Regions from separate parts of the Homo sapiens genome. Here region 1 is linked to region 2. Evidence: read pairs that join two places in POLR2A ChIA-PET (ENCODE). Cell type or tissue: MCF 10A. All regions are shown on one strand. Links, peaks and the distances in the headings refer to the core of each region. The heading gives the core; the rest is flanking DNA. Region 1 overlaps BAZ2B (bromodomain adjacent to zinc finger domain 2B). Region 2 overlaps BAZ2B (bromodomain adjacent to zinc finger domain 2B).

Region 1 (16,914 bases), core at 5,405-10,404, 89 kb after region 2:
TTTTTGATGGGATTGTTTTTTTCTTGCAAATTTGAGTATTTAAAATGTTCGAAACATTTTAAAGTTTAGAAAATTTCACTCAACATTGATGGACTTGCTTCCTTAGAATACTAGTTAATTCCTTCATCTTCAATGTGAAAGGCTATTCTATACCTTCTGTGTAAAGTGACTAAATAGCAGAAATTCTGTATCCTAACAGAATAACTTTCTGTGCTTATGTTGAGTTCATTATGTCCTTGATCATCTAAAGAAACAAAAATGAATAGCTTCCTCCTCAGGTATGAAACAGGTAAGGTCTTACTTTTTAAAATTTTTTTTTGGTGGAGTCTTGCTCCGTTGCCCAGGCTGGAGTGCAGTGACGCGATGTCAGCTCACTGCGACCTTCGCCTTCTAGGTTCAAGCGATTCTCCTGCCTCAGCATCCCAAGTAGCTGGGATTTCAGGCATGTGCCACCACACCCTCAGGTGATCTGCCCGCCTTGGCCTCCCAAAGTGATGGGATTACAGGAGTGAGCCACCTCCTCCAGCCAGGTTTTCCCTTCTATGTGTATGTTTATTGTTACTTTGATTAAATAAGTAACCAAAGCTTGTTTCTCAGGCAGCCACGACTCTATCTCAATCAAACCCCAAATATCCTAACAACTCTCTATTTGCATTCCCCCAATCAGATCCTAAATACAGAAAAATAAAACTTTCACAATACACTAAATACACTAAACTATCTTTCAGATTTCCCAGAGTGCCTCAATAAGACCACATAGACGTATTCTTTTTTTTTTTTTTTCTGAGACGGAGTCTCGCTCTGTCACCTAGGCTGGATGCAGTGGCACGATCTCTGCTCACTGCAATCTCTGCCTCCCGGGCTCAAGCGATTCTCCTGCCTCAGCCTCCCGAGTAGCTAGTACTATAGGCGCCTGCCACCACGCCCAGCTCATTTTTGTATTTTTAGTAGAGACAGGGTTTCACCATATTGGCCAGGCTGGTCTTGAACTCCTGATCTTGTGATCCACCCACCTCAGCCTCCCAAAGTGCTAGGACTACAGGCGTGAGCCACTACGCCTGGCTGACTTATTCTTTCACCTCATAAAAAAAGAGCTGCTGGAAAGAATTGGGTTTACTTGATATGTTACTCTCATAAGAATTGCATGGGAACAGTGTCAAATCAAAAGAGATATTTAGCTTTTCCTAGGTTAAGATTATATAGATAACACATTATTAGTACAAATATTTCAGAAAACTTATGTTTTATGAGAAATCCCTGGGAATGTGTCAATGTCTTTACTGTCCATTATAATTTCACTCTTGGGGGAAATACTGATCAAAAACTCAAGAAATAATTACAGACGGGTGTGGTGGCTCACACCTGTAATCCCAACACTTTGGGAAGCCCAGGTGGGTAGATTACAAGGTCAGGAGTTTGAGACCAGCCCGGCCAAACAGACCAGCCTGGCCAACATGGTGAAGCCCTGTCTCTACTAAAAATACAAAAATTAGCCAGGCACCTGTAATCCCAGCTACTTGGGAGGCTGAAGGAGTTGCTTGAACCCGGGAGGCAGAGGTTGCAGTGTGCCAAGATTGAGCCACTGCATTCCAGCCAGGGAGACAAGAGTGAGACTCTGTCACAAAAATAAGTAAATAAATAAATAAAATATAGCTGTTAACTGGGTGTGGTGGCAAGAGTGAAACTCTGTCTCATAAATACATACATACATACATACATAAAATATAGCTGTTAACTGGGTGTGGTGGCTCATGCCTGTAATTCTAGCACTTTGGGAGGCCAGGGAGGGAGGATCACTTGAGGACCAGCCTGGCCAACATGGCAAAACCCCATCTCTACTAAAAATACAAAAATTACCTGGGCTTGGGGGCACACGCCTGTAATCCCAGCTACTCAACTTATTGAGCAACTGACGTTTTACCTAGAGTGTCATATTTGAGAACGATGCTTACTTAAACAGGTACAAGTTACTTTTAAGGAACTAATGTTGACTTTACGAGCCCTCCCTGGAAAACTAGCCTGGTCCCTGTCTTACAGGGACTCAGCCTTTTAGGTGATAAGGAAGATCACTTTCTGGCAGGCCACACAAACTTAAGAAATCTGAGGGACTGCCGAGCGCGGTGGCTCAAGCCTGTAATCCCAGCACTTTGGAAGGCTGAGGCAGGCGGATTACCTGAGGCTGGGAGTTTGAGACCAGCCTGACCAACATGGAGAAACCCCGTCTCTACTAAAAAGACAAATTTAGCCAGGTGTGGTGGTGCATGCCTGTGATCCCAGCTACTCAGGAGGCTGAGACAGGAGAATCGCTTGAACCTGGGAGGTGGAGGTTGCTGTGGGCCGACATTGTGCCACTGCACTCCAGCCTGGGCAACAAGAGGGAAACTCTGTCTCAAAAAAAAAAAAGAAAAAAGAAAAAAAGAAATCTGGGGCCTGGCATGGTGGCTCACGCCTGTAATCCCAGCAGTTTGTGAGGCTGAGGCAGGCGGATCACAAGGTTAGGAGATCGAGGCCATCCTGGCTAACACGGTGAAACCCCATCTCTACTAAAAATACAAAAAATTAGCCGGGCGTGGTAGCGGAAGCCTGTAGTCCCAGCTACTCGGGAGGCTGAGGCAGGAGAATGGCGTGAACCCGTGAGGTGGAGTTTGCAGTGAGCTCAGATCGCGCCACTGCACTCCAGCCTGGGCGACAGAGCGAGACTCCTTCTCAAAAAAAAAAAAAAAAAAGAAAAGAAAAAGAAAGAAAGAAAGAAATCTGAGGGATAATTGGGGGTACTATAGTAGGTAAAATCTCGTAGAATGTCCCAGGCTTGCTTTCTAGCCTGAGGAGAGGAAATATCAGTAATTTTTAAATGTCCTAGCTCAGATTCCTTAGAAAAAGTTCAAAAGTTAATTTTGTAGCTTTAGTAGTTGTACATAGTGCATAGGCTCAAGGATACGCACAAGTTAACTCAAGGAAGCCTGTGTAGTTAATATTTTTGCACACCTATGTAAATAAGCCATACCTCATGAGACCGGCCTTTTGGGGGTGATCAGGAAAAATCTTTAAGATAATTATTGTATGATCACATTGCTACAAAATCTTACCAGAACCATTCCTGCCAAACAATTCAGAAACAAATATAATTCCCTAACAAATTTAGGAATATATGATTATCCATAAAAATCAAGAATATACAAATTAAAATAATAATATTCCCACTGTTAAAAAAAAACGAAAAAATATTCTCAACTTCCAATTGCAAGAGTATACAAAATGATACTAATTCTTCTGAGGGGGATTTTTGTGGATATGTGAAAAGAGCCTTTAAAATCTGAATAACATACATTCACATGATCTTGTCCCGAAATCCACCAAACAGGACAAAAAGGACCAAAATTAGTGTGGGAACCAGGGAAAATACCAGTACTCTTTTAATAAGACTGATTCTATATGCATATGCCCTAAGAGGGCAAGGTTCACAATTTAGTAAGTAAGAGAATATTCAGAAATGTCCTAACCCATAACTTTCATAGTTGCCGTTTAGAATCATGGGGGGCCTATAAAAAGAAGTGGGGGGAATCACAGATCTTGGGACACATGTTTGCAGAGCAGAAAATAATCGAGCTACTTTTTTGGCCTCATCGTTTTTATTTTTCTCAACCTTTCATTAGAGTTGAGGAGACAGCTTTGAAGGTGAGGATCAAATCTGACTAAGCAGACAAAAGCTCTGACTCATCACACAAAACTCATAATCCACAGGATTACAGAGAGTCATTCTCTCCCTCCTCCCACTCACATCTTCAGGTGTGCCAAGTTCTCCCTAAAGCAGGGAAACTGCTAAAATCGAAGTTCCACCCTCACATATAGAACAACAGCAAAGATCTCAAGAGACTCAGAGAAAAAGTTCTAGGAAAAAATATATGTAAACTATACTTCCTGTTGCCTAGCTCTTCTTGCCTCTTATTCCAAATATTTAAAATGATCAACATCTATACCTGTAGCACAAATCATAAAACAAGGAACCAAAAAAACCCCTTCAACAACACTGAGGTAAACAAGCATTACCAGTTTCCCAAGCATTTAATAAAATTCAACTTCCTTTCCCGATTTTTAAAAAGTCTAAAGAATCACTTGCACCTGGGAGGTCAAGGCTGCAGTGAGCCTAGATTGTGCCACTGCACTCCAGAATGGGTGACAGAGTGATACCCTGTCTCAAAAGAAAAAAAAAAAAGGCTGGGTGCGGTGGCTCACGCCTGTAATCCCAGCACTTCGGGAGGCCGAGGCAGGTGGATCACAAGTTCAGGAGTTCAAGACCAGCCTGGCCAACATGCAGAAACCCCGCCTCTACTAAAAATACAAAAATTAGGCAGGTGTGATGGCAGGTGCCTGTAATTCCAGCTACTCGGGAGGCTGAGGCAGGAGAATCACTTGAACCTGGGAGGCAGAGGTTGCAGTGAGCCGAGATTGTGCCATTGTACTCCAGCCTGGGCGACAGGAGCGAAACTCTGTCTCAAAATAAAAAAAAAGATAGAAATAGATGCATGCTTGCTTAACATGATCTTTAAAAATACATATAACAAACCAAAAGGTAATATCATAAAAAAAGTTTAAGTACTAGAATCATTTCCAAAGTCAGGAAAAGAGTGCCCAATGTTACCAATACATTGCAAATAGTAGTCAGCTTAATTTCATTCTTTATACAATAAAGTTACAAATACTAAAGGTGGCAAAATTATCTTTGTTTGTATATGATTATATATCTAGAAAACCCTAGAAAATCAACTGAAAAATTATTAAAAACAATAAGAGTAATTCAATCAACAGTCGGTAGGATGTTTTGGGGAAAACTGGAGTCTTCTGGAAGAAAAATAAGTTGGGAATCTAAACTTCACTTCTTTCACTTAGACTCCACCATGCATAAAGATTTCAGTTTAAAGCAAGATAAACCTAGGAGCCATAAATGAAAAAAATGATACACTGGTCTTCTATACCCATATTTCTCGCTATATTGGAAACAACAGTCTAGGGGTAAAAAAATTCCACCATACATATCAGAAATGGGAGTAAGAAACAGGAAGAGGAAAGGAGGAAAAGGAGAACTAAAATAGATAACCTAGCATTGGTATGCTAGAGCTTGCTCATAGTGGCTCACAAGAGTCAACTGATAATTCTTGGGAATTCTTGAAATCTAGTTGTTAAAAACAATCATTATTAATTAAATTATATAAACTTACAGTCAATAAATTATAATAGGGTAATAAACACTCAAAACATTACTTCCTAATTATTTTGCATTTTATTATTTATGCTGTAGGAAGTTATTTACATCTATAGTATGGTTATGATGAAAATACTATACAATGATTGTACAACTACATTTCTCAACTTTGTTCAATAGCATTAAGTTGTAGGATTGAAACAGGCCATGGTGGCAGTTTTTACACAAGCAAAAGACACTACAAATCAAGGCTCTCTTTGCCACATATACAAACCAGTTAATATTTTCCAGAATACCATAAAATATTCATATTCTTTGACCCAGCAATTCAAGCTCTAAAAATGAATCCTACAGAAATAACTTAGAATAAAAAAAGCTGAGGGATGTTTGATGATATTTCATCCCATCATATAATAACATAAAGTGAGGCTAGGCATTGTGGCTCACACCTATAATCCCAACACTTTGGAAGGCTGAGGAGGGTGGACTGCTTCAGGCCGGGAGTTCAAGACCAGCCAGGTCAATATAGTGAAACCCAATGTCTAATAAAAATACAAAAATTAGCCGGGCATGGTGGCATGTGCCACTAGTCCCAGCTACTTGGGAGGCTGAGGCAGGGGAATTGCTCGAAACCAGCAGGCGGAGGTTGCAATGAGCCGAGATCGCACCACTGCACTCCAGCCTAGGCAACAGAGCGAGACTCCGTCTCAAAAAAACAAAAACAAAAACAAAAAACTTAAATGCCCTAAGATTGGATAAATTATGCAGTCTTTTAAAATACTTAATGACAAGAGAAAATGCTCATGATATAATCCAAATAATTAAGAGCTAATAAACAACGGAGAATGCAAAAACTACATAACAGCTACTTCGTAAAAATACATACATTTTAAAAATGGAAATTAAAACTTGTTTTATTTAAAATGCCGTAAGGAGGCATTTCTGTTAGAAGAAATGCTAATATTTGGAACTAGGACTCTCTGAAATTTCTTTCCTCAAGCTCCAATTTCACCACTATGCATTCCCACATTTTTTCTTTCCCTCTAGTTACAATGAAAGAGTATCCCTCGTTCTAGTTCGTGATTATCAGTCTAACATGGATCTGGAACCCATTTCTTCCCATTTCTTACAGAATCTCTGAATTATATCCTCTGCCCCTGTATCTTCATTCACCCTGTTAAAAAAAAATCATCTTCCTATATTTCCTTCCCAGAAACTACCAAATTTCTTTTCCTCCTCCTTACAAAAAAAAAAACAAAACCCCAAAACTATTTAAACATGTTTCCATTTCTATAGCTTTAATCCAAACCACTCCACTGAAACTATTAATGCCAAGGTCACTAATGTCCTTGTCACTTAATCCAGTGGATTATTTTAGTTCTTTCTTAGGTAATACCACAGACACATTTCACTCTATGGCCACTCCTGTCATTTTCATCTTTTGCAGGAATAGGTTCATGACACTAACCTGCTGTTTCATTAATGAACACCTTCATTTCAGTAAATATTTCATTTCAACATAAAACAAACTAATAATGCATATAGTAGCCTGTGAATAATAGAATTTTGAACATTTGAAATTTTTATCAATGCTTTTCTGTATTTTTAAAAACTTTTATTAATATTTTATAGTGAAGAAATACATTTTTAATTTTAAAGAAAAGTCAAAGGACAATGAATATGATTAACTGTAAGAAGGAATAAGTAACTGGCAAGTTGTACAGCTGCATATACCCTTTTAACATAAACAGGCAAATGACACAAATATGATATGGGAATTTATTTTTTTTAATTCCAAGTTATATTCTCAAATAGTTTTTTTCCCTTTCTTATACATGTATTTTATATTTTATTTTATTTTTAGAGGTAGGAGTCTTACTATGTTGCTCTGGCTGGTCTCACACTCCTGGCCTCCAGCGATGTTCCCACCTCAGCCTCTCGAGTAGCTGGGATTACAGGTGTGAATCATCATGCCCAGCTATTTTTAATTGACACATAATAATTGTACATATTTGTAGAGTACAATATTTTGATACTCAAATAGTTTTAATTTAGGCATCTAAAATGTAATAGAATTACTTACCAGTATGATAAGCCTGCCTTATCAAAGAAGCATAGTTTGAATACTCTCAATATATTTAATAAAATTAGTATTTTTTCAAAAGATTCCTGTCACAAGAGGTTGAAACAAAATTACAACCAAAACATGACAATGCTTTAAAAAATTGACCTTTAGTTATCTAGCTCAACATTCCTTATAATAGAAATTTTAGAGAATACAATATCACATGAAAATATGGTATAGATAAATGTTGATGGGAAGTTGGGCCTTAACATAGGCATAAAAGGACAGTTTTACTAGCAGAAAGGAATGCAGAATCATTAAATGTCAAAAAATTAAAAATATGAGAAATAACTATAAAAAGTTTGGTGAGGAGGGCATTTTTCAGCTTAAAAGTAGGAAAATTATTGTTAAATCTAAAGAACTGAAAAGTTAATATATTTTGTGTGTGTGTGTGTGTGTGCGCGTGTGTGCGCGCGCTAGGAGAGAGAGAGAGCCAGGATCACACTCTGTTACCCAGGCTGGAGTGTGTGCATGCACAGGAGAGAGAAAGAGAGAGAGACAGAGACAGGATCTCACTCTGTTACACAGGCTGGAGTGCAATAATAGCTCATTGCAGCCTTGAGCTCCTGGGTTCGAGCAATCCTTCCACTTCAGCCTCCCAAGTAGCCAGGCCTACGGGTGCATGCCACCACACCCAGCTGATTTTTTTTTTTAAATTTTGTGTAGAGACCAAGATCTTGCTATGTTGACCAGGCTGATCTTGAACTCCTAGCCTCAAGTGATCCTCCCATTTTGGGCCTCCCAAAGTGCTGGGATTACAGGTGTGAGGCACTGCACCTGGCTTGATAAGTGATTTTTATTTATTTCCATGGGTAGCTGTAGGATTATTTTTAGCTCACTTTTAAAGTGCTGAGATTATAAATATAGAAATAAACATGTATTTTTACCCATGTACATGTAATTAATTTAGTTGGTACCTGCAGTATATTAAATGCTACTTGGAACAAATAAAATATTTGCAAAAATAATCTATTTCACAAAAGGTGGCTCATATTAAAATGCAAAAGGTCAAATTCAAGGTACTACGTCACAGAACACTTCATTATAAAAAAAAAACAGCTGGGCCCAGTGGTGCATGCCTGTAGTCCCAGCTACTCAGGAGGCTAAGATGGGAGGATCTCTTGTGCCCAGTTCAGTCCAGTCTGGGCAACAGAGCAAGACCCTGTCTCTAAAAAATTAATAATAATAAAAATTTAAAAACAGTAAACTTCTGGTCACATTCAATTTAGCTTTTCTTCCCAGGCATGCCTTATTCCTACCTTCCCATTTCACACACAGTACAAAAACATTTTCACGTTCTTTAAAACAATTCTTCTCTTTTGTGAGTTTTGGCAAGTGTACCTACAAACAGGCTTCCTGCAGCGGGAAGGGCAAAGAGAGCTTTTATCTAACTGTCTAAAGTTATTACATGTTCTCTTCCTGGACCAAGTGTTTACTATTCACACTGCCCTTCCCTAACCCTTCAACTTTTACTTCAAATCCCCAAGGCATGATTACAGATAAGAGTTATTTACCCAACAAGCTGCAGAAAATATTAATGACAAGGCACAGAAATTTAATGCTAAAATACTTACACTACTATGGACAAAATCTTGATATGTTCCAAAAGGACTTGATTACATAACAATGCTCCACTCTGACTGCATTTAGAAACCTTATTTAAAATTGTCTCCTTTTTTGTTGTTTCTGCCCAAACCCTAAGAACACTTAACTTTGGCTCCAAAGTAACCCCTCTTTTAAAATAAAGAGATTTGACCCACAACTCTGTCAGTTAATGTTGCCTTGCAGAGCCTGTTTTTCTCAGCATGCTGCACTAACAACCCAGAAACGAAGAAAAGGTCATTTTGTGACTTATACACGGCTCCTGATTTTTTCAAATGTTGAAGATAGGTTTTGGTGCTTCCTATGTCATCACAATGGTTTATGTTAACAGTAATACATTACCCAAAGATCAGAAGCATGTTTCAACAACCATGTCATCATAGAAACCAGAAAAGATAGTAAGCATGGCTTTGAACTAAACTTAGACACTAGATAACTTTTTATTTCCACTGTTTTCCATCTTTAATTTACCTCAAAACTTATCCTTGTACAAGATAAAAAATGGTTACATAAAAGTTTTAAGGTTTTCTTATGACAAATCTCTTGCAAGTAAATGTTCATCACAATACTGCAAATAAAACATTTAATATGCAATAATAATAAATTTCATTATTATTATGATGTAGTAATAATGAAGTTAGGAAAAGACTAACTACTAAAATTTATTGTCCTTGGCCAAGACATTATGTAAAAGATCTTTCATACATTTGTGTTTTGAAAATTTTTTAAATCTTTCCTTTTTCATACTCTTTTTTAGTGGGATTTCTATTTTTTTTTTTTTTTGAGACGGAGTCTCACTCTGTCACCCAAGCTGGAGTGCAGTGGTACTATCTCAGCTCACTGCAACCTCCGCCTCAAAAAAAATAATTTTTATATTTTTAGTAGAGACAGGGTTTCACCATGTTGACCAGGCTGGTCTCAAACTCCTGGCCTCAAGTGATCTGCCTGTCTCGGCCTCCCAAAGTGCTGGGATTACAGGCATGAGCCACCACGCCTGGCCCTCCTTTTTGTCCTTATGGATATGCCCGTTACTGGCAGTCCAGCAGTCTGCTTGTCTTCTGCATTCATCCGAAGGAACTAAAAGAAGTAAAAGTGTTTTTTGAGCCAGAGCCATCATCATGGAGAAAAGGGATACACATATATCACCCTCTGCTCTCTACTCAATGTTCTTAGCAGGGGGGATCATGCATTAGATTTCCAGAAAAACTGTTCACAAAAGCATAGGAAAAGAACCAAGGAAAAGGGAGGGGTTCTGGTTAATCTCAAAACAGAAGATTTGAATACCTCTAACCAGAAAGGGTAGTTTTGTCAGTTTTAACCCGGCCTTCACAAATAAGCCTATCACTGAAATGGAGGATTGAAACTGATTAACCCATCTTCTCCAGAAAAAGCCAAGCAGTCAATTTTGAAAGGAAGGATCCCATGACATTTTCTTTTCCTTCTAGTGGAAGAGGTATGGGTTGGGGTGACCTTGAAAAGGCAGAACCATCCCAGATGTCAAATGGATTGGCTCTAATATAGAGCTCTAGCTCTATATTTGTTCTATAATAGGCTTATGCAGTCCTTCTTTTCTTGGATCTTTTCTTCCTGATCTGTGAATATTCAAAATTTAATTGTTCTTGATCTAGTTCAATGCTACCTAAACCGAAGGGCCTTTTCTAATTATTCCAATGAGAAGCCATCTCTCTCCTACTATGAACTTCCATAAATTGTTATCCATAGCTCTCCCAGAGCATGCTTGGAGATAGCATTCAATAAAAGCTTAAAGAATGAAGGTAGATGCCTCCTCCTTTTCCTATTATTAATACTAGAATAATACAAATGTATCAAATATGTGCAATTCTGTGGTGGATGTCACTGAGTCACTTTACTTTTTCAAACAACGTCTAAATTTTCTGTTTTGCTGGGTTACTAATACAGTATAGAAAAATTCAGTCAGGCCAGGCGTGGTGGCTCATGCCTGTAATCCCAGCACTTTGAGAGGCCAAGGTGCGCAGATTGTTTGAGTCCAGGAGTTCAAGAGTAACCTGGGAAACATGCTAAAACCCCGTCTCTACAAAAATACAAAAATTAGCCAGGCATGGCAGCGTAAGCCTGTAGTCCCAGCTACTTGGCGGACTGAGGCGGTGGGGATCCCTTGAGCTCAGGAGGTTGAAGCTGCAGTAAACTGGGATCGTGCCACTGCACTCCAGCCTGGACAACAGAGTGAGACCCTGTCTCCAAAAAAATAAAAAGTAAAAATAAAAATCCAGTCCATTAACTCACCCTTCTTCTTTTCTAAATATAATTATGTAATGAGAACCAGAAAAGGCAGACAAATAAAATCCCAAACCTGCATTTTAGTCAAAAACTAAGAACCCCTCTTCATCAAGAAGTGGGGAAGGCAGGGAAAACCAGATTTGTTTGAATTTTCCTTCCTTTATTCTGTGATGAGATGCTAAAGAGCAGAGAAATAAATGAAAGGACAATAGTCAAAAGGGAGTGAAGAAGACATAAAATAATTTACAAAATGCCTGATATAATCTCAAATAATGGAAAGTTAACTAATTATAGTTATGATCCTATGCAACTCAAAACTAAAACACAATGCATCATCCTTTAATAACCTTTGGATTTGTTGTTTAAAAAAAAGTACAGCCTACTATCAGCTGGATTAAATTTGGCCATATATTCTGTTATATTACAAACCTATCCAGCCATTTCTGAAGCCAAGAAAGAGTAAAATGCACTCTTAGGACTGGTACTCAACCTTGAAGTGCTGAGAGCTACTTCATCATCTAGTGTGGGGACAAACACATACATGCACATGTGAGCCTAACACCATGTGTGGAAACGCATCATTGTAAATCACTCAGGTATTCACTTATTTTAATATACACAAATCAAAGCACAGCTCCCTGTGATTCCTAAAAGGAGAGCTGAAATAGCATTTAACATTTTCTCCTCCCACCCTTCTCACTAAAAGCTTGAGACACAAAGGTGTTCTCCTCTTTCCTTACAGTTATTACTGACAACATGCAGGAAACTATTATAGCTGGCCTAACTTACCAATACCACCTAAATACTGTAAGAGCATACCTGTGCTTAATACTCCAGAAGTGACTCAAAAAGCAAAAGAGACTCCTTATTAGATTTCTTCTAAAAAACTAGAGTAACTCTATAGTTTTAGGATTAGCATTATTCTAATCCAGTTATAAAGTCATGCCAATTTTCCCTTCTATCTTGCTTTACACCACCACTCATAAGCTAAAAGTATTATACTACTTTTCTACATATTAGATGACATTGTTTTAGACTAATTAATCACAATCTACTGTTAATGTTGTTTCCCAAAACTATGTATAACTAGTAAAATATTATTAGCAATATTTCCAAATCCAGGATAATTCTGTTATTGATCTATGGACAAAATCATAAAACACATATTCCAAAAATTACAATAGTTGTATAATCTAGGTTTGTTTGGTTGATTCTGGCCGTGACAGGTAGGACATGACCTTTTACACTTGTTTCCTTCAAAGCTTCTTCATTTTATTCAGCATTAAGTTTAAATTAAATATTTAAAATTGAACCTGTTCTGTGTTGCAAACACAGCTAAAATAAAGAGCTTCTGTAGCAGCAGTGACCAGATTTTAAATGCAGGTAGATCAATAAAAAAAAAAAAAAATCACCAAGCACAGGCTCCATGTGAGTGGAATGGTTTATAATAGCTTGCAAATGACTATGTGCTTGCTGTAACCAGCTGTTCTTAAATTATGAATATGCAACCAATTCATGTTAAAGCCAAATCCCAGCACTATTTCTACAGAGAAATCCCAGTAGTTTTGCTTGTTCTACATGTTAGCTGTGTTAAGGATACAAATAGCAGTAAGCTTCTGAACAAATAGGACCGAACTATTGGCATTTCATGCACTAGGTCCATTATCACAGCAGGCAATGTCAATCATTGGTACATTCCTATAACAGCTCAGGCAATATGACAATGATCTCATAGGAAAAAAAATCAAAATCTCTGCAGCATACTCAAAGTCCTTCTGACAACCTAATGCTTTCTTACTACAGCCAATCAGATTGTCAGACCTGACCTACTAGAAGACTTTCACCAAGCTTGAAACATTTAAAAACATCAATCATAAAAACAAAGACAGGACACTGAATTATACAGTATTAACCTCTAGGGTTTGCATACAAAGACCTTAGATTTATTTATGTCCTAGCGAGTTAAGAGCTTCAGTACACCGTTCTTTACACCAAACTGACTGCCAATTTGATGAACCTCTCTGCCCTCAGCAGGAGTGCACCGTCTTTGATTAATGAGTGCATGTTTGTGGAAAAGTGTTAAGAGGAGAAAACAGGAAAAAACACCCAATTATGTCTACACATAGCTGAAGTACTAATCCAAGAATTATCTTCAAACCAAATGCTCCTTTTTCTTATATACCATGCACACATGTGCACAACACAAAATTAGTAAAGGTTCTTATCTATGTTGCCATCATTATTATTATCCCCAATATGCAATAGTTTTTATTTGAATGAAAGGCATTCAAAAGCCAAAGTACAAGTTGAATTTTATAAATTATAAAAACTATTTTTAAAGCGTTATCTTTTAAAACAAATTGAAATACTCTTACCTTATATAGTAAAAATTTAAGTATGTGGAATAAAAACTATATTTTCACCTCATATTCTTATAAAACCCTATTAAGGTTAAAAACTCAATGTTTAACTGTAAATATCCATACTTTTAAATATTTTATATTTCAAACTCTATTATGACTGCCACAAATCAAATAGCACTCAAAATACATTTAAAAGTCATATATATTCATTTACTTTTCCTGTTTTCAATAAACATGTGGCCAATATTTTATAACTCAATATGCAGTTGAAAATGAATTAAATATATTTATTACCCATAATTTCATACTTAATACGGTCAACAGAAAAAACTGTAAATCAAAGTTTGAACTTTTAAAATGACCTTTCTATTGAGAATTACCTTCCTTCTAGAAATCTGATGCCTGAAAATTCCTACTTAAACTACAGGATGTTTATGTGTAGTACAATTAAGACTATATTATCTCTAAAGATAAACTAAGCATCAGGAGTCCTTTAAAAAAAAGTTCACATTTCATACACAATTCAATGTTCCTTAATTTGATTTATATGAATATCTACCTCAACAAAAATATGTTATGAGTAAATACATTTCTTAAATATTGAGTCATAGTCAAAGGTAACAGAATGATTTTCTTTTTAAGGAGTTGTATGGCTACTATGTAAAAAGGGTTGAGAAAGCATAATGTCTGAATATAAATCTTAGCTTTAGTCAGTAATGTACAACCTATTTAAAAGGAAAGGGTCCCTATAAACTTTGATTTCAGGAAATCATAATTCTGGAATCAATGGCATAAGTGTTAAAAATTTATATTGTAGAGGAAGTTTTGAGCAAATTATATATTCTAATCAATTTCATATTTTAAGTATTTATTTTTGTAATGGCAAATTATTTTAAGTGTTACAAATTTTATGCTCTTTGAAGAATTATTTAAATGCCTAATACACCTAAAGACCTACAAATTAAAAGTCAATAAATATTGGGACTAGAAAAATTCTCTTAACATAGTAATAAATAAACTATATTATATCCTTAAATCTTATTTACATGAATTTTTTAATGGATGTTTCTGTGTTGGGATTATCACTTTTCATTCTTCCTCTTTTCTCCCTCCCATTTCCTCTACCACCAAAAAACACCATGCAAATAATTAGAAAAAGTAGAATATATGTAGGCACCAATGGGATGACACCATTTTAGTATCACATATTTAGTATGACACCATTTTAGTATCACATATTTAGTATCACACATTTTAGTATGATAGCTGAAACTATCAATAAAAGTTATAACAATAAAAATATAATTTCATTTTTTAAAAATCATTAAATGTCTACTAGTAAGTTATTTTAGATCATAGTTTGTATGAATTTTTAAATAACATTTTAGCCTCATTATAAAGAAAAATTAAATACAAAACTGCCTCTTTCCCCAATAATTATTTCTTTTCTTTTGTGATTACTTCCTAGAACAAAAGTTTAAAGAAACAGCCAAATGGATTAACATTTATTAAAAAGGCAACAGTATTTTTAAAACTTCATGGTAAAAAATACTTAATTTTATGTAACCAAAAAAACTCTTAAAATACCTAACTAGGTAACTTAATTAATCCCCCAGGAAATCAAATATATTAATAATCACTAAAACTTGATGACGTAATTCCTCTTAAGGGTCAAAATCACCATATTAATTTGTGCTAAATCATATCTCTTCTTTTGGTAGTTCTACTCAGAAACTACAACTTAAGATCCCTTCTCTGAGAAACCTTTAAACCTAAAAGTAATCAAGTTCCAAAATATACTTTCACTAATTCAAGGAGATAAGACAGAAATCCTGAACTTTCATGCAACTGTGATATCCTACATCTTGTATAGTAACACAAAAGTAGCAACAAAGACATTAACAATTGCAGTTCAAGCTGGGAATGACTGTTCTGTTTCAATTCAATGACACCACTAATGGCTTCTTAGCAGCTCCATGAAATCAACCAGCTGTCAAGTTGATGCATCAGAAGGAACAGTTATGCACTCCCATAAGAAAAAGCAACACATCAGGATGTTTGGCAAAACATCTGCTCCTTTACACTGCAGTTCTATAATAAACATGCAAACAAAGAAATGGGAGAAAGGGCAACAGAATTAAAATTCTAAGGTTTCCATTACAGTCTTATGTGCATTTTAAATGAATGGCTTATAAAAAATAAAAACAAATTTCTACCAAGTTGAATACTTTAAGCTATTCCCAATTTTTTGAAAATGCTAAATATAATTACTCAGAGACTGTTCTAGAAAGAAAAAACCTGCATAAGAATCCATCTATTCTAAAAATTGTAAATAAACAATATTCAAGTAAAATCAGTATCATAATGTTATGTATAAAACTCAAAAATTAAAACTAAAATATATCCTTCCTTCATTTAATAAGTATTTCATAAATGATGCCAGCAGTATTCCAATAAATGCATTTCCAAGACTGAAGAGTTTAGAAGTATTTTTTCATTAGTGTTTGTAAGAGTAAATGGTACTACAATTCGGCACTAGTTTAACATGTGAGAACAGTGAAGCTACTATTATCTGGATTTTAAAATATGTACCCATTCCTGTTTCTCTCCAACCATTATAAGAACACAATATTAAGTTCTCATAAATAACTTTGTATTTTTAAAGCATACAATCTGATTTTCTAAAAAAAAAAAAAAAAAAGACTCTTCATCATCGTAGGCTTAAAATAATTTTAAATTCAACCACTTGTTTCAAATACTTGTAAAAATTACTTTTTTCTATCTGAACCATACGAGTGTCTTAATGTTGTCCAAATTACTGATTATGCAGCAGAGTGACAATAATATGTACAGTGTTTACAATAGGTGTGAGACATCAAATGTACTTAACTACCATTTTCTTAAACTGCTTATCCTCTGTTGCTTGCCATTTATAATCTGCCAAATCTTCTAGTCCTTTGTTGCATGTATAATTTAGAACCATCTGTTCTATGTGCTTTTAACTATTTAAACATTTTTCACCTACCTACAATTCACATAAATGGCAGACACTCAACTCAGTCAAGCTTTCTATATAGCATATTACATGAAGCAAATTCCTGGATAAATAGATAACACCAAAGAAGACTGCTACAGAAATAAAAACTTACCATATAGAACATAAATTTCTGTGTGTTACACAAACCTTTTCAATGTATTCAGAATTGTTTCTATTAGCTTTTTTTAAGTTAATTGTAGTCAGTGTTTTTCCCTCAACCCAGAAGACAAAGAGAATGCAAATTAAATACAGACAGTTTCATGTCCTTGTTAGAAGAGATGTAAATATGCTGACTGAAAATGACTACAGGAGACAGAATTCCACTTTC
Region 2 (16,914 bases), core at 5,610-10,609:
GTGCAAGTGGCATGATCTCAGCTTGCCACAACCTCCACCTCCCGGTTCAAGTGATTCTTGTGCCTCAGTTTCCCGATTAGCTGGGATTACAGTCATGCGCCACCATGCCCAGCTAATTTTTGTATTTTTAGCAGAGATGGGGTTTCGTCATGTTGGCCAGGCTGGTCTCGAACTCCTGGCCTCAAGCAATCTACCCGCCTTGGCCTCCCAAAGTGTTGTGATCACAGATGTGAGCCACAACGCCTGGCCTATCTATCTGATTTCAAATATGGGCTATTATACAGCCTCATAAATAGAACTTCCATCACAAGTTCAGCAGGTTCCTTGAAATGGAAGTTGGCTTTGACATTTTCTTATCCTCTTTAAATTTTCTATTTCACTTAATTTTTAGTCACAGTGACTTCTTACTTTCTTGCCAGATCAGCAAAGTCAAACTAACAACATTTAAACTACTTATCTAATTACTGAATTTGTATTCGGTAAGTTATTCAGAGTATTTAGTTTGTTACAATTATATGCTCTATAGATTATTGAAATTTTGCTTTTAACCAAGTGGAAACTTATTTCCCAAAAGATTTCTCCAAGTCTAACTTTTGTTAATGATTTAAACACCCTATAATCTCATTCCCAGTTCCTACTTAAGATTCAAATTCATATTAAGGCAAATTGCCTCAGAGGTTTGCCAAAAATAAAAAAAAAAATTCCATGAGCTATCCATGTCAGTTTCTTCAAAATTGCTGGCTATTTCAATCTCCCTATGCATTACATACTCTCATGTATACCCCCTGACCAGAAATTTAAAGAAAACTTCCAATTAGTTTTCCTTTTATTTCCAGAAATTACTCTCCGATGTCCTAAATAATATTGTCATCAGGATGACCCATTATATCTGTTATTACCATTTATTTCCTTATTGAATCCACAAGTGGTAATTCATTACTGTTTGTGGGTTTGTGATATTATATATCCCTCTTAGGGAAACTTGTAATTAGGTCAAAGTTTCCCTGTTTTAATATTGCTCCCCATTTCCTCACTCTTATAACCTTATCAAGCCAGTGAAATAATCCCTGCCTTTTGGCTTAGTGGTCCCTCACTGATCTATGAAAAGATAGGTAAACATTGTTCTCCTAATCCATATTGAATTCCAGAATTTATACTTGTAAGAGTGATCTCAAAAATGCTGAATGAAATCATTATAGTCCTCTCTCTCACTTATAAAATATAAAATATTAACATATATCAAAGAAAATAAATTGACTAAAAAGAATATATTGGAAACACTTTCCAGTCAGATATAATTCAGTGATTTTATATTATAATGCAAAAAAGGCAACTAATAGATATCTTAAAAATGGGCAGAAATACACTTTTAATTCTAATTACTTGTGGAAACATCCTTTTATAACATTGTTCCTAGGGACTAAGAAATTCAAACTCAACGACCACTTCTAGAAAATATTACAAAACTGGGGTTACATACAACCAGAAGGCTTAATTATTTTTTAAAAGTTCACTTTAAGAGGTGGCTATTTACACATACATATGTTTTCACACATAACACATATGGCTTTTTTCCTCTCTTTTAAGAAAAATACCCTGTATGTGCTGAAGCCAGTATTCATTCAGCCTAATCTTTTACATTCACTATACAGTGTAACAGAATAAAATCAATGCTTGATTCAGCTATCTGGAAACAGTTTTGTGGTTCCTCCAAAAAGTTAATGTAAAATTACTACATGAATTGAAAACAGGGACTTGAAAACATACTTGTACACCTATATCCCTCAAAAGATGAATGAATAAACAAATGTGATATACATATATACATATTTAATATGTATTTGCATATATGTACAAACATATGTATATATGTACATTTGTATATATGTACAAATATATGGATATGTATACACAAATATATGTATATATGTACATGTATATATGAGCAACTGTGTATATATGTACATTTATACATACTAGTGTGTATGTATAAATGTACATTTGTATGTATATATGTACACATATACATATATCTATAAAATGGAACTATAAAAGGAAATGAAGTTGTGCTACATGCTATAACATAGATGAACCCTGAAAACTCTAAAGTGAGATAAGCCCAACCCAAAAAAGGACAAATATTGTATGATTCCACTTATGAAAAATATGTAGAAGAGGAAAATTTGCAGAGATGGAAAGTAGATTAGAGGTTACTAGGAGATGGGGGATGGTGAGGGAAATGGGAAGTTACTGCTTTTTTTTATTTTTAAATTTTTTTTGAGACAGGGTCTCACTCTGTCACCCAGGCTGGAGTGCAGTGGTGCGATCACAGTTTACTGCAGCCTCAACCTCCTGTGTTCGAGGCCTGAGTAGCTGGGACCACAGGCGTGTGCCACCATGCCCAGCTATTTTATTTTATTTTTGTAGAGCAAAGGTCTCACTACATTGCCCAGGCTGGCCTTGAACTCCTGGTCTCAAGTGATCCTTGAGACCCCGTCTCAGCCTTCCAAAGTGCTGGGATTCAGGCATGAGCCACTGCATCTGACCAGGAGTTATTATTACTTAATGGTTACAGAGTTTCTGTTTGGGATGATGAAAAAATTTTGGAAATACACTAATGATGGTTGTACAGCGCTGTGAATGTAATTAAGACCACTGGATTGTGTAGATAAAAATGGTTAAAATGACAAATTTTATGTTATAGATATTTTACTGCAATGTAAAAAAAATGTAATATACCAAAATCCATTAAACTATATACTTTAAATGGGTGAACTGTATGGTATGTGAATTATATCTCAAAAAAGCTATTTGTAAAAATTAATGTTTGAAGTCCTTCTTCAGTGCTTGAAGATACTGTTCTAGTTCCTTTTCCTTAAAGGAGCTTTCCTGGTCATTCCAATGACCGCTCTCTTACTGTCAACTCATAATATTTTACTTACATATCACTCATTAAGCAATTAATCTTATGCTCCTTTTGACATCTCTGGTTTTTTTAATTACTGTAACACATTTAATATTTGATTACACTTTGCTTATAAAACTAGACTGGTTGCTCAAATTATCAAATCAAGACTCATTTAATATTTGTTTATACTTTATTTACCAAACTAGATTAGTAATAGCGCAGATTGTCAAATCAGGACCCAGTAGCCCTCTATGTCTTCAAATCATCAAAAAATATTCAATTTTATACTTGCACAAATACATCAAATTTTAATAATGTTAAGACAAACTATTCCAGAAAAAATTAATCAGAATACTCATTCTCTGGACATTTCTTTCTTTCTTTCTTTTTTGAGATGGAGTTTTGCTCTTGTCACCCAGGCTGGAGTGCAATGGCGTGATCTCAGCTCACTGCAACCTCTGCCTCCTGGGTTCAAGTGATTCTCCTGACTCAGCCTCCCAAGTAGCTGGGATTACAGGCACCCAACACCACACCCGGCTAATTTTTTTGTATTTTTAGTAGAGATGGGGTTTCATCATGTTGGCAAGGCTGGTCTCAAACTCCTGAACTTAGGTGATCCACCTGCCTTGGCCACCCAAAGTGCTGGCACTACAGGCGTGAGGTGTCGCGCCCAGCCTCTCTGGACATTGCAATTTATAAAGGATGTAACAGATTTAGTTCAGTATAATTATTTAAAAATAGGCAATAATAAAATACTTTGAACAGAAATTTTTTTCTGATCAACCAGTCATTTCTTTTTCCCCAACTGAATCAAAGACATTGTCCAAATAAAACAAATTTTAAAACTAAGTGATACACAAACATTTAACACATACACTACTATTTTTATGACTAAGTAGAAATGCTCAGGAAATATAATTTTAATCATAAGTGGAATTAATTAAAATATGAAATTACATAGATAACTTAGTTAAAATAAAGAATGTTGTAGGGGTCAAACAACATTTTTGTTTACTTAAATAATCTGTTTAATGATTACAGTGACCATAAAATAAGTTATACCTAAAGAAGTCTTTAAGTCATGATAATAAAATAAAAGGAAAACTTCAGAGAAAGGTATAGGAAGAATGAATACATCTTTTTTGTTCCTTTGAAAAAATAGCATAAAATTTTGAGAAATGTATCAAAACAGCAGACTTGGTGTAAAGTCATGTATTTATAGAACAGAAATATATAGACAATGTAAAGTTTCTACCTATTCCCTCAGTATATACTTAAAATGATCATTCAGACTCATATCCTATTTTAATCTACACCAGGTTTTTAAAAAAACTGGTATTTCTGTATGTTTGACATGGCTTTGTAAAAATATTTCTTTCTTGCAGTTTGTCTGAATGACTTGCTCTTAAGTATCTTTAAAAACATCATAAATGTAAACAGTATTAATTCACATGAAATAACTTCTATTTCGATCCAGAAGGCAAAAGGTTTAAGTTTTTAAAATATGGCATTGTCACCTCAAAAGTAAGTATGTTTCAAAGAAAAACCATATTTTTATTCCCTACTGAAGTTGAACCACTTACGTTCACTTTTACAATGAAAATACCCAGCGGCATCTTAGAGATTACTGGTTTTCCAGTAAGAAACATAGCTATTTAGCAAATTCACTTGCCTAAAAAACAGCCAAAAAAGGAAAAGAAATAAAGACGGTCTCTAAGCTGATAAAATGTGTGGATTAAAACTCATTCTTCATTATTTAGAATGTCTTTGTGCCCTTAATCTTTGAAGTTTTATAATTTACACATGATTCCAACAAGCTTGGGTTCATTCCCAAGGTCACAGTATAGTACAAACAAAAAGATGATGATAATAGCAGCTGTAATTTTCTAAGCACTTATTAAGCACTATACACAGGGATGGGAACCAGGAGTAGAGGGAGTGTCTCTAATAGGTAACTATACTGAAAGCTCTGTAGTTATTCAAAGAACAACAACAAATGGTTTGACTCCTTGATCAAGAATCTAAAAGCCTTATGTCCCAAGGGTATGACTGTGTTACACTACAGAATGATAACTAACATTTAAAAAAGACAACTCCTTGTGACCTCAAACAGAAGTCTAAAAAATTTTTAATTTTAACATCATACATTTTTAAAATAAGGAGCATGATCAATGGAATCTAAAGACCTGGATTTGAATCCAGGCCTATCACCTAATCTATCAATGACCTTAGGGAATATTAATCTCCCTCATACTCAGTTTCTCCAAATGTAAAGCAGAAATACTATTTACATGACAGTACTAAAGTGAGAATCAACATATGTAAAAGCAGATAGTACAATTCATGAAAACAGCAGTCAATGAAATACTCTTAAAACTTGACTACCCAGAATAATTTTGTTCTTTGAAATATTTTTGTTACTTTTTAAATGTTTTTACTTATTAGATGTTTAGCTGTTACTTTCATTAGTAAATATGTAAAGTAGATAATGCCAAGATTCATTCAAGTATGTAGCAAATGCTCTCAAATTTCACTATAAACTACCTGTTTGACTAAGTAAGTCCAATTCATTCTTCAGTCTCAATTTGGGTTGTACCCACTCTGTAAAGCCTTCTCACATCTCCACTTGCATATCTAATGAACATTTTGGTCTACCACATCCAAAGTCAAAGTCCTGATTCTTCATCCTCATCCCACACCTTCTCCACCTGAAATTCTTCCCTATGTCACAGGTGATGGCAACACCATCCTTCCAGCTGCCAAAACCCTTAAAATCATCTTTTCTCCTCTTTCCTTGTATCTCACATCCAGCCCATCCAGAAATCTTTTTGGTTGTACCTCAAAAACATCCAGAATTTAACTGCTACTAGGCCACTACCTTCTCTCATTTAGATTACTCTAAGAACCTTCTAACTGGTGGTCCATGACTCCTTACATATAGTCTATTCTAAACATAGCAGCTGGAGTGATCCTTTTTAAAAATACTGAAAGCCCTGGAGTGGCTCCTCAAAGTCCCCACTGAGGCCCTACATGAATAACCCACTCACTCATTTCCTTTGACAATACCTCCTCTTACTCTCTCTCTCCATACCCGTACTCACAATGACAACCATTCATTTCCCTGAGCAAACCAGTCATGCTCCTGCCTCATGCCCTCTGCCTGGAAGACTTTCCAAAGGTATCCACATAGCTAACTTCCTTAATCTTTCCTCAACATCATCTTTTTTGTGAATCCTTCCTCAGCCCCTGAATCCCATCATCACCTAACCTTCACATCCTGCTCCTTTTTCTTTACTTCATAACATTTGTCATCTTCTAAAATGCTATGCAGTTTATTTATTATTATTAATCTCCACTCCTACTACATGTGCCACAAAAGCAGAGACCTTTGAAAGTTTCATTTGCTGATATTTCCCATGTACCTAGAACACCACACAAATATGCAAATTAAATACGGAAATAAAACAATACATTGGATATCTCTCCTTTGCGTCACCTTTAGCATTCTGTACTGACCTATATTTTATCAGTTATCACATTGTACTGTTAACAGCCTATTAATTTTCTGCCTCTTCCACTAGACTGCAGGCTCCTTGAGACAAGGGATTTTGTACTGCTTTATAATGCTATTGCCTGTAATTCCTTAAAGTGCCTGATACTTAGGCATTCCATAATATTTGATAAATTAATGAAAAAAATAAAACCATCCAAATCAAGTGTGTAAGCACCTTTACTATCTCCAAAATATAAACACAATGGTTAAGGGTATGACACTGGAGACTGTTCTGGATTCTGAATTGTGTTAGTGTTTTCAGTCTGGCTCTGGTATTTACTGGCTAAGGACCTTAATCAAATTATTTAAATTCTCTACAATTACTTTCTCATTGATAAAAATGGAAGTAATAATGGTACCTCCACCTCATGTGATTATCATGAATAGTAAATGACAAAAGAATTAGCCCAGAGGTTTGCATATAGTAAGTATTCAATAAATGACATAAATTACTTATTATAAATTAAAATAGAGGCACTATTATAACTTTTACTTTGATAACTTGACTAAGCTAGAATACTCACAAACTTAACCTTTAGAATCTCCTCAGAATATGCCAGTAATTTATATCAAAAATTACTGAGTTACCTAAAATAACCCTGATAAGCATTATGTGAAAGAAACTACCTTAATTCTTTCAACAAAAGAAGGAGTCTATTTACATTATCCCATTTTTTAACATTCCTAGATGTTAGGTTCTATAACATTCTTCAGTAACTACTTTTGATTTTTCATAATCTTATGTTTTCTTTTTATATAATCAACATACCTAATACTACAGTTTAAAAATTAAACATCTTACTACATAGATCACCTGCACTTATATGTCCATAATACATATATACATACATTCTTCCCTCTACTCTGAACAATTTTACTTCCAGAAATAAGACTTTTGAGAAAAAGTTAAATAATTTTAAGTATATTTGTCACTCTTTACTAAATCACCTTTAAGCTTTCTACTTCCCATTTCAGTCGTGTATCCAACAACATGTATATTCCTATTTATATTCCTTTGGTAATATTATATTAAAGATTGAGCAAAACTAAGAGTTCTGTTCCAAATTAAAAAGCCAATGTAATGGTGTTTCTTTTAAAGCCATAAATTTTATTTATCTGTCTATTGTTACTGCAAATGTTTTCCTATGTGCAGAGTCAGTTCTCCATTTTATAAAATACTTGTGAAATTCATTTCCTTTGTAGTTTGTAACACTATACAGAAATAAACAAACATACACATTTTACTTAAGCACTCACACAGACAGTAGACAAGACAACTGAGGTAAGCAGTTTAAATGATTGTCCCAAGACCACAGATGGAGTGACGGCCAGATTTAGGATTAAAACTAAGAAGCTCATTATTCCCTTCTTATATTCTGAATACTTAACATTGTTTTTATATCATAAGGATCTCTTTGCTAATTTAAGAATAAGTTAATTTCATAATTAAAATTGAGATATTTTGAGAATATGTAAATAGAATTATGAAACTTACTAAATCAAGATAAAATTAGAGTTTATCCAAAGTCTCTGAAAAAAATAATCTTTTTACTACATAAGTTATTTTTAAAATTTTGTTTAGAGTGGCAAGAAAGTGGCAGCTTAATATCATTTATCATTTCAATGTCTTTATTTAATAAAGCTAATTTCTTTAACCAAAACCTACAGTATGTGTATGAGCTGGTTGGATTTAAGATACCAAACAGAAATACTTTTTCATTTTAAAAAATCCTCCAAACTTAAACAGTAGTTTCTACTCTAATTGTAAACTTTAACTTCAGGATATATTTATAAGAGATCTATCTATGAAAAAACAATGTTAAAAAGTAAAGAAAACACCAAATACCCTTGCATTTACAGGAGAAAAAGACATAGAGTATAACATTAACAGCTTACTGTGGAGAGTGGGTTTAATCAGGAAGTAGCCATTATCCTTTCGATTCAGAGCAGTGACAGCACTCCAAAACAACAAGCCGTGATATTTTTCAGTTAAAAGGCATGAAAGAATACCTACTATTGTGTCCTAGCTTTGCTGACCCCAAGGGTCAGCATATGTCTTTTATCAAAAGCTATCATGAAAACATAATCCAAGTAAGCATTTACAATGCTCTATTTGTTGAAACACCTAAAATCTACCTAACACAACCTCTCTCTCTCTCAGTTACTCACAAAACATGGCTGTCTTATTCAGAGATTAGCAATTATTGTAATGAGATACTGTCGGAGAGGGTCAAATAGTACTTCCTGCAGTTTACACATCTTGATTTCCTGGTAAACAAACTGAAAGGCAGGTGGAGCACTTAGATCACCAGCAAACGTGAATGCTCACGTGATAAAACTAAGCCAGGTAAGGTTGATGTCTCAAGTAATCGTTCTTTTCTTAATTTTATTAATGTCAAACAGACAATAAAGAGAAGAGGTCTTTCTTCCTTTTTAAAGAAGGGTTTACTCCTCACATAAACTCACATGATAGGAATGCTTGAAAACTGGCACTGTTTAAAAGCAGGTTTCAAAAATCACTTCTGGCAGATAAACTATAAAAACAAAGCAATGCTAACAAATAAGAATAACTGCTCAAAAACCTGCCAAAAATAAAGAAAAGTCTTTAAATTTCAGCTGCTACAACAAAGTACACAAAATAAATTTCTGAGTTATAATAAAAGACCAAAATTAATTGTTTTGTGGTCAAAGCATGTCTATTTTTTTATTTGGACAACTTCCTGCAAAATAAGACTGCTTTATAATTTATGTGGCAGTCTTTGAAAAAAAAATTCCTATGATCAGAAAGTTTACATAATTTGAAACTTTTCTCTACATCATTTTAAACTCATATATCAAAAAGAAAACAAAACAAAATATTTAACCTGTGAGCATTTTTTAAAAACATTGTTAGCTTGAAAACTAAGTTTCTTTGTCCATAGTTTTTTTTTTCCCCCCAAATTGCTGTTTTTTCACTCTCTGAAATTTTTAGTGTAGTTTGATGAGGGAAGATTTAAATTAGCCATGGGTATCAAACAAACAAAAAACCCAACTCCATCAAAATGATAAACTAATTTACTACTTAAAAAAATCTAGATAATTCTGTAAATTCATAAAATTTGCATTTATCTTTAAAATTCTATATTTACTAAGGCCATGCATCAATATCCTAACTATTTAGAACAAGTAAGATTTAATTTTAATGCAAAAAGCTCTTAAGAGCCCGTTACAACAATATAATCATGTTAAGATATTAAAATTATACTACTTAAATTAGGTTTGTATTTATTCATTTTGCAAAATAAAGTTATAATGCACTGAAATAGAACAAAACAGAATGATAACAAATAACAAAAAGAACACCCAGGAGAGAAGACTGTGCCAAGGGTATAGAATCTCAGAACAGGTCTCATTACATATACGTAATATGTCATTTCAAGGAGTATGTATTCGGTATTGAGCCACATTAATGCAAGTTGCTAACATCACTAATCACCACCTTTACTACAATGACACATGAAATAGCAAGTTTTCAAAAAACTACAACTACGAAGTTAACATTTCCAGCTGAATTTCTTGGTCACGTTAACATTAAATAATTTAAAAACCATAGTAGTCACATGGAATGCAAAACACAGTTCTTATTTCCTTTATAGAAAATTTGAGATGTAATTCCTACCACATAAGTAGCTTTGAGTATGTAATTCATACACCAAAACAAAACAAAATTTTAAATCAGAAAATTATTATTTCAATTGTTTCAATGATTTATGACCATCTTAGTTTCCTATAATGTGTCAAATTTAGAGCACGATGAAATGAAAACATAAAGAGGTACAGCAAATAAATTTGATATTTGGTTTCACTGAAGGTGGTTTTTATCAAGAGGCAGTAACTTTTGATATTATGAGTTTACAATTCAGTTAAAAGGTAAGGAACAAAAACCAGTTGGAAAAAGACTTGCCCTCAGAGCTGACAAATGAGAAAAATATATCTTTTCCTTCTCTTGGGTATATTTCAGCCCTACTTATCCTCTGAGGCATTCTTTAACTGGACCTGGTAGTGCTATACAGACAAAAAGCTTCAGAGTGAATTCCCCTGTACTCTGGAAAGTCCAAGAAACCACAGAGCTCAGTCGTCCATATTAAGAACTATGTGCAAAATGAGGTGGGAAGGCAGAGGGAGAGACAAGAGGAGGAAGAAAGTTTCCTACTTTTTGCTTGCTTGCCTTCTGCTACAATAAATAGGTGTTACATAATTATTTATATCCCATCTTATTCCAACATAATTTAAGATGACTTACAAAACTATGAGTAGAAGAACAGAATGCCGTCTTTAAAACTAATATGAATAAAAGGGAAAATAAGAGGACATGAGAAAGATGAAAACACAAGGTAAAGCTGGAACAAAGAAACACCTATCGTAAGGTCTTGCACAAGTCTATGATGTGGGTGGTTCAGCTCCTTAGCAATCAAAGTGGGAAACAAGATCAAATTACAAAATTCTCATTCTCTGTAAGATGTAATTTACAAACAAGCTCCAAAGCATTCTCTAGGACTTAGAATTGAGAGAAGTTTTAAAAATAATTTTCAAAAATGCAACACTGGAGCATACAACAGTTTTCTCAATAGAATCTTTACAGCAATTAAAATAACAAATTTCACATAAAAGTTTCTTTTAACATTTCCTCAGTGCAAGCCAGAGTGATAACATAAGGAAAGATTCCCCAAAATAAGCCATCTTGCTAGGAAGTGTGCAATTCTTATCTGGATCTTTAAACATACACTAACAATTTCCAGAATCTTATGTTAAATTCCATTTTCAAATTCCAACTTCATATTCTATTTTCTTTTTTTTTTTTTTTTTTTTTTTTTTTTTTGAGACGGAGTCTCGCTCTGTCGCCCAGGCCGGACTGCGGACTGCAGTGGCGCAATCTCGGCTCACTGCAAGCTCCGCTTCCCGGGTTCACGCCATTCTCCTGCCTCAGCCTCCCGAGTAGCTGGGACTACAGGCGCCCGCCACCGCGCCCGGCTAATTTTTTGTATTTTTTAGTAGAGACGGGGTTTCACCTTGTTAGCCAGGATGGTCTCGATCTCCTGACCTCATGATCCACCCGCCTCGGCCTCCCAAAGTGCTGGGATTACAGGCGTGAGCCACCGCGCCCGGCCTCATATTCTATTTTCTAAAGTCAGGTTCTTATGCTAGATGAGAGCATAAGATCACATAAAATGAGATAACCAGGGTTCCAGATCAGGCAAAAGATAAAACATTGGTAGGTAGGTCCAGACAATTATAAGGGACCTTTCTTCTTTTTTTTTTTTTTTTTTTTGAGACAGAGTCTTGCTCTGTCGCCCAGGCTGCAGTGCGGCGGTGCGATCTCGGCTCACTGCAAGCTCCGCCTCCCGGGTTCACGCCATTCTCCTGCCTCAGCCTCCCCAGTAGCTGAGACTGGCCAAGGGACCTTTCTTTTTAACTGAAATGAGTTCCTCTTTTCGTTGGTGATCTTCCTTCTATGATCCTGCCCATTACAACAGCTGGGAGTCCAATCTATGATGATGTTTAATCCTCCCCAGTTTGGTATTTCTAACCGTAGTAGATAAATGTGACTCTGTCTTCACATTCAGTTTGCATCAATTTAGATTCATATTTGCATACTTTTAGAACATTTACTTTTTGTTACTGGTGCAGAGGAAAGACAGCAAAACTGATACAAAGGAAATGTCCTATCTCTTATTTTATTATACAAGAAAAAACAAGATCTACCAGTGATGTCAAACGACATGCTACCATGGTATAATATCCAGCCTGAACACTAATAAAATGTAACAATGATGCATTCTGGTTTTCATGTCAGGTAAATAGGTTGTAGCAAATCATATCTTCCTTACTACTGGGTTGGTCTGCTCTCTGCCTCCCAAAGATCCTAAATTTATGTCCTCCTGCCTCCCAGATTATGCTTATGTTGTTTCATATCTCTTCTCCTACCTCATTATCAGTTTAGGTCTCATCACTTTCAGGATGGCTCTCTCTCAGACTCTACTTGAAGGGCCCATAAAAGCTTTCTCTACATAATTTAGCTATATATTACTATATAATTATTTGGGGATTCTCCTTATTAGATCTTGAAATTCCTTCTTTTATATTACCCACCATGAATAACAAAATGCTCAACATGTAGCAAATACTCTAAATACAAATAAACTTACTATAATGCATTAATAAACTGCTGTATATATTTATAACAGCTCATGTTTGTTCAACATAACTAGGATATTTATTATGATTGCATCAATTGAACCAGAAGGCAAATTTTTACCATACAGGTGATTTCTGCATGGTATACAATCAACCCATATTTAATCAAACCTTGGGCTTTTCTGTTTTCAAGCTTGTCAAAATAATTTCAATTGTGAGACAACTTTTGAGAACACTACCAAAAACCAAATCTATTTTGTAAGCTAGTGTCAAACCTCAAAATGACGAAGATTAAATGACAATTTTCATCCAATACAGTTTGATTCGTATTTGAACTCATAACATAAAATTTATGAAGCTTATTACTTTATTACCATTCAAAGAATTCTTCCAATGTGTAGCCATTAAAATTTATTTCTGAACTTCCTATTTTATAAAAATTCAAACCTTAGTAATCTCAATATATAATTCTGCTATTGTAAAAGGTAGTAGTCTTTAGATTTGGCATAATATATACACTCCCTTACCATAATTTCCTGCAATAAGGAAAACCACTCCTAATATTTAAAAATATGTTAGAAAACATACACTGAAGTATCTCATATTATCAACTTAAATCAATCAAGATTCATTCTGTTCATTAAAAAAGTTATAGGATAATTATCATGGTTACATTATTAACCATCTTATAATTGTTTACTTCAAAGAACAAAAGTAGGAAACATTTCCATAATATAAATTGAAATGGCTTTTGAACAAATTTAACAACAAAAGAATATTATTCAATTTTCTTTCTTTTCCTTAAAAACAAAATGGAAAGAGTAAGCCAAAGACAGATACAGATGTGTATATTTTCATTTATTGCAACATAATAGATACACACAGAGGCTGTGAGAATACAATATTCATTTTTCTGCAGAAGAACAGACATTGCATAACAATGAGATTTGCTAATGAAATCAACCATCAACCTGAAATACATATGTATTAAACCAAGACCTCAGTGTCATTTTCTTTTTGAATCGTTTGTTCTTACTTTCATTTTTTTCTCGACCTTTTCAGTATTTTTGTCCTTTAGATTTTAGAACTTATGGGTGAAGCAAAATCAACTCTATATTACAATGTATTGCTTTTTATTCATCACATTTATTTTCAATGTAAATTCCAATTGTTCTGCTTCTATCAGCACTATTAGTGTACCTTCAGAAAAAAGAAATCAATGGATGCTACCAGAAGAAACAAAGGAGGTTTATTTCTATAGAGAATTGTTGGATCTCAGGTCCAAAAAATTTTTTATCAATATTTCACATAAATTCTATGTGAAAACTTTAATTGCAAGGCGAGTGCTTACTTATTTAATAAGAAATAAGAAAATAATAAATACATTTTAAAGTCACTTTTGTAATAATATAATTTCCTCGACAATTTTGACTACTGATAATTATTAAATGAAATAATGTAGGGCTAATATAATCATTAAAATGAAAATTATTCTCAAGTTTTTAAAATAATACTTTTCCCTCAAAATGTTTTACTATCCTGGTCTGCAAATGTTGATTACCAATTAATATTTTCAAAAATAAGTAATACTGGGAATTTTCTTAAAGATTTATGATTTAGTTACAATCTTCAATAAAAGCACAAGACTATGAAAATATTTAATGTGATGTATCTTAAAGAAAAAATAAGTATTAATGTACCCCCAGAATCAATTTATATCCTTTTGAGTATAGGATATTTAACTAAAGAGCTATCTGTGCTATTGGTTATCCATTTACACAAATTAGGTTTTCAATTCACCTGTGCTACAGATAAAATTAACAGGCTAATCTCTGGCATACAATTGCTACTAATTCATAATAATAACAGCTTTAACAACAACAACAACAAAAAGCAGTACTTATACCAACTAAAACATCCAGAGTCAAACAGAAGATTAAGTTTCCTGTTATATTTTATACTACGTTAATGTCTAACCTCAAACAATACCCTGCAAAAATAACCAAAGGCAGTATCAACTACAATTCTGTTAGAAATAAGTAAACAATTAGACGTTCCTTATTAAATGTAAACTCTGAAAGTTGTCACTGACGTCTAATAATTGTCAAGGCTATTTTTAAAACTTTGAAGAATGACTTGAAGCTACAAACCACACAACCACAGAACGATCAATCAATCTAAACACAAGAGATTTTCCTTTAAAAATCCAAAAATTTCTATTAAAATGTCAAAATATACATTAGACTGTAGAGAAACAGACGCTTTAAACGAGTATCTGTGCAATACCAAAAGCCTACTTTTACTAGTACAAAAAAAAAATCCTAAAACATGGTGATAGGGTTTGGAAAGTCATCTAGCTCATTGCTACTCCAAGTATAGTCCACAGACCAGCAACATGGAAATTATTTGTTAAAAATGCAGAATCTTGGCCAGGTATGGTGGCTCACACCTGTGATCCCAACATTTTTGGGAAGCCAAGGCAGGAGGATCACTTGAGGCCAGGAGTTCAACACTAGCCCAGGCAACACAACGAGACCCCATCTCTACAAAAAAATAAAATAATTAGCCAGATGTGGTGGCATGTGCCTGTAGTCCCAGCTACTCAGGAGGCTGAGATGGGAGAATCACTTGAGGCCAGGAGTTCTAGGCCAGCCTGGGTAATAGTGAGACCTGGTCTCTACAAAAAATATTAAAAATTAGCCAGGTGTGTTGGCACGTACCTGTAGTCTTAGCAACTCAGGACATTCAGGTGGGAAGATCACTTCAGCCCAGGAGTTCGAAGTTACAGTGAGCTATGACTGTGCCACTGCACTCTAGCCTGGGTGACAGAGCAAGACCCTGTCTCTAAAAAAAAACAAAAGAAACAAGGCTGGGCGCAGTGGCTCACGCTTGTAATCCCAGCACTTTGGGAGGTCGAGGCGGGCGGATCACAAGATCAGGAGTTCGAGACCAGCCTGGCCAACATAGTGAAACCCTGTCTCTACTAAAAGTACAAAAATTAGCCGGGCATGGTGGCGCATGCCTGTAGTCCCAGCTGCTCGGGAGGCTGAGGTGGAAGAACTGGTTGAACCCGGGAGGCAGAGGTTGCAGTGAACTGTGACACTGCACCCCAGCCTGGGTGACAGAGTGAGACTCCGTCTCAAAAAAAAGAAAAAGAAACAGAAATGCAGAAACTCAGGCCCCAGACTAGACTTACTCAGAATATTCTGTACATTAAAGTTTAGGAAGCCCTGATCTAGTACCTAACAATTTATACACCAATTTCAATAATTTCTGATATAATAACAACCCCTCAAAAAATCCATATTAAGAGACAGAATACTCAGGGAATAATTTATTTGTTGTGCCCAAAGTCCACGGCCTATCTTTTGCTTATTCATCTAAGTCTCATTCATATGGACTACTGATTTAAAATTTGTGGTAATATGAGGAATAAGAGGGCAGAAATAATATGTTTCTATAAACTATTGGAAAAAAATACATATAAAAAACAAGAATTTACACTCAGCAAAATTTTAAATTGATTCAGCAGAGGAGGCCTTTCTTCAAATAAAATATGTGAAGAAGCCCAGTATGTGCTCACACTGAGATTACAGGCTCACACCTGTAATCCCAACTCTTGGGAGACCAACGTGGGAGGATACATTGACGCCAGGAGTTTGTGACCAGCCTGGGCAACACAGCAAGACCCCATCTCTACAAAAATTTTAAAAAATTAGCCAGGTATTAAAAAAATAAATAAAATAAAATTAGCCAGGCATGGTGGTGCGCGCCTGTTGTCGCAGCTACTCAGCAGGCTAAGGTGGGAGGATCGCTTGAGCCGGGAAGTCAAGGCTGCAGTGAGCTGTGATCATGTCACTACACTCGAGCCTGGGCAACAGAGCGCAACCCCATCTCAAAAACAAAACAACAAACAAACCCAGAATAGCAGAAAATAAAGAGCTGCTTTTTGGGGTAGAGGAGGTACCTAGCAGCTGCCAAGATATTTCAATAGAACCAATTCACATGGTTCTGCAGGGGACACTCTGACCTGAGAAAAGGGGATTACTTAAGAGTCTAAAAACAAGTGGAAAAGTTGTTACACTAATCACAAAGTTCACTATTTATCAAAGCAAGTCCTCAAGTTTATTCTGTAGTATTTTAAACTAAGAACACTGGATTAAAATTACATAATTTTTTTGTAAGTAAAATTGATATTTTCCTAAATAAATCCAATCGGCGAAGTTAGAAGTAACTAAGGTTATCTTTAATTAAATTATTTTAATTAGTAGTAGGCCTG

What was found. ChIA-PET counts read pairs that join two places held together with the same protein. Peaks named below come from ENCODE experiments on the same cell type or tissue, not always from the same donor. Only the 100,000 strongest peaks of a DNase experiment are listed, where the experiment ranks them.
Region 1: POLR2A ChIA-PET joins it to region 2 with 16 read pairs; 14 of 35 experiments call an interaction of 5 or more read pairs at or near these places.

What each region holds. Positions count from the first base shown.
Region 1 is chr2:159,597,228-159,614,141 of GRCh38, forward strand. All of the region lies in intron 1 of BAZ2B (bromodomain adjacent to zinc finger domain 2B), which reads right to left. Among named protein-coding and RNA genes, the nearest start is that of BAZ2B-AS1, 9.6 kb to the right of the region's middle. RefSeq lists an enhancer at 2,004-2,504. In MCF 10A, for the core only: no CTCF peak of the experiment used is centred there; no DNase peak of the experiment used is centred there.
Region 2 is chr2:159,507,922-159,524,835 of GRCh38, forward strand. The region is part of intron 2 of BAZ2B (bromodomain adjacent to zinc finger domain 2B); the gene reads right to left. Among named protein-coding and RNA genes, the nearest start is that of BAZ2B-AS1, 99 kb to the right of the region's middle. In MCF 10A, for the core only: no CTCF peak of the experiment used is centred there; a DNase peak (open chromatin) is centred at 8,710.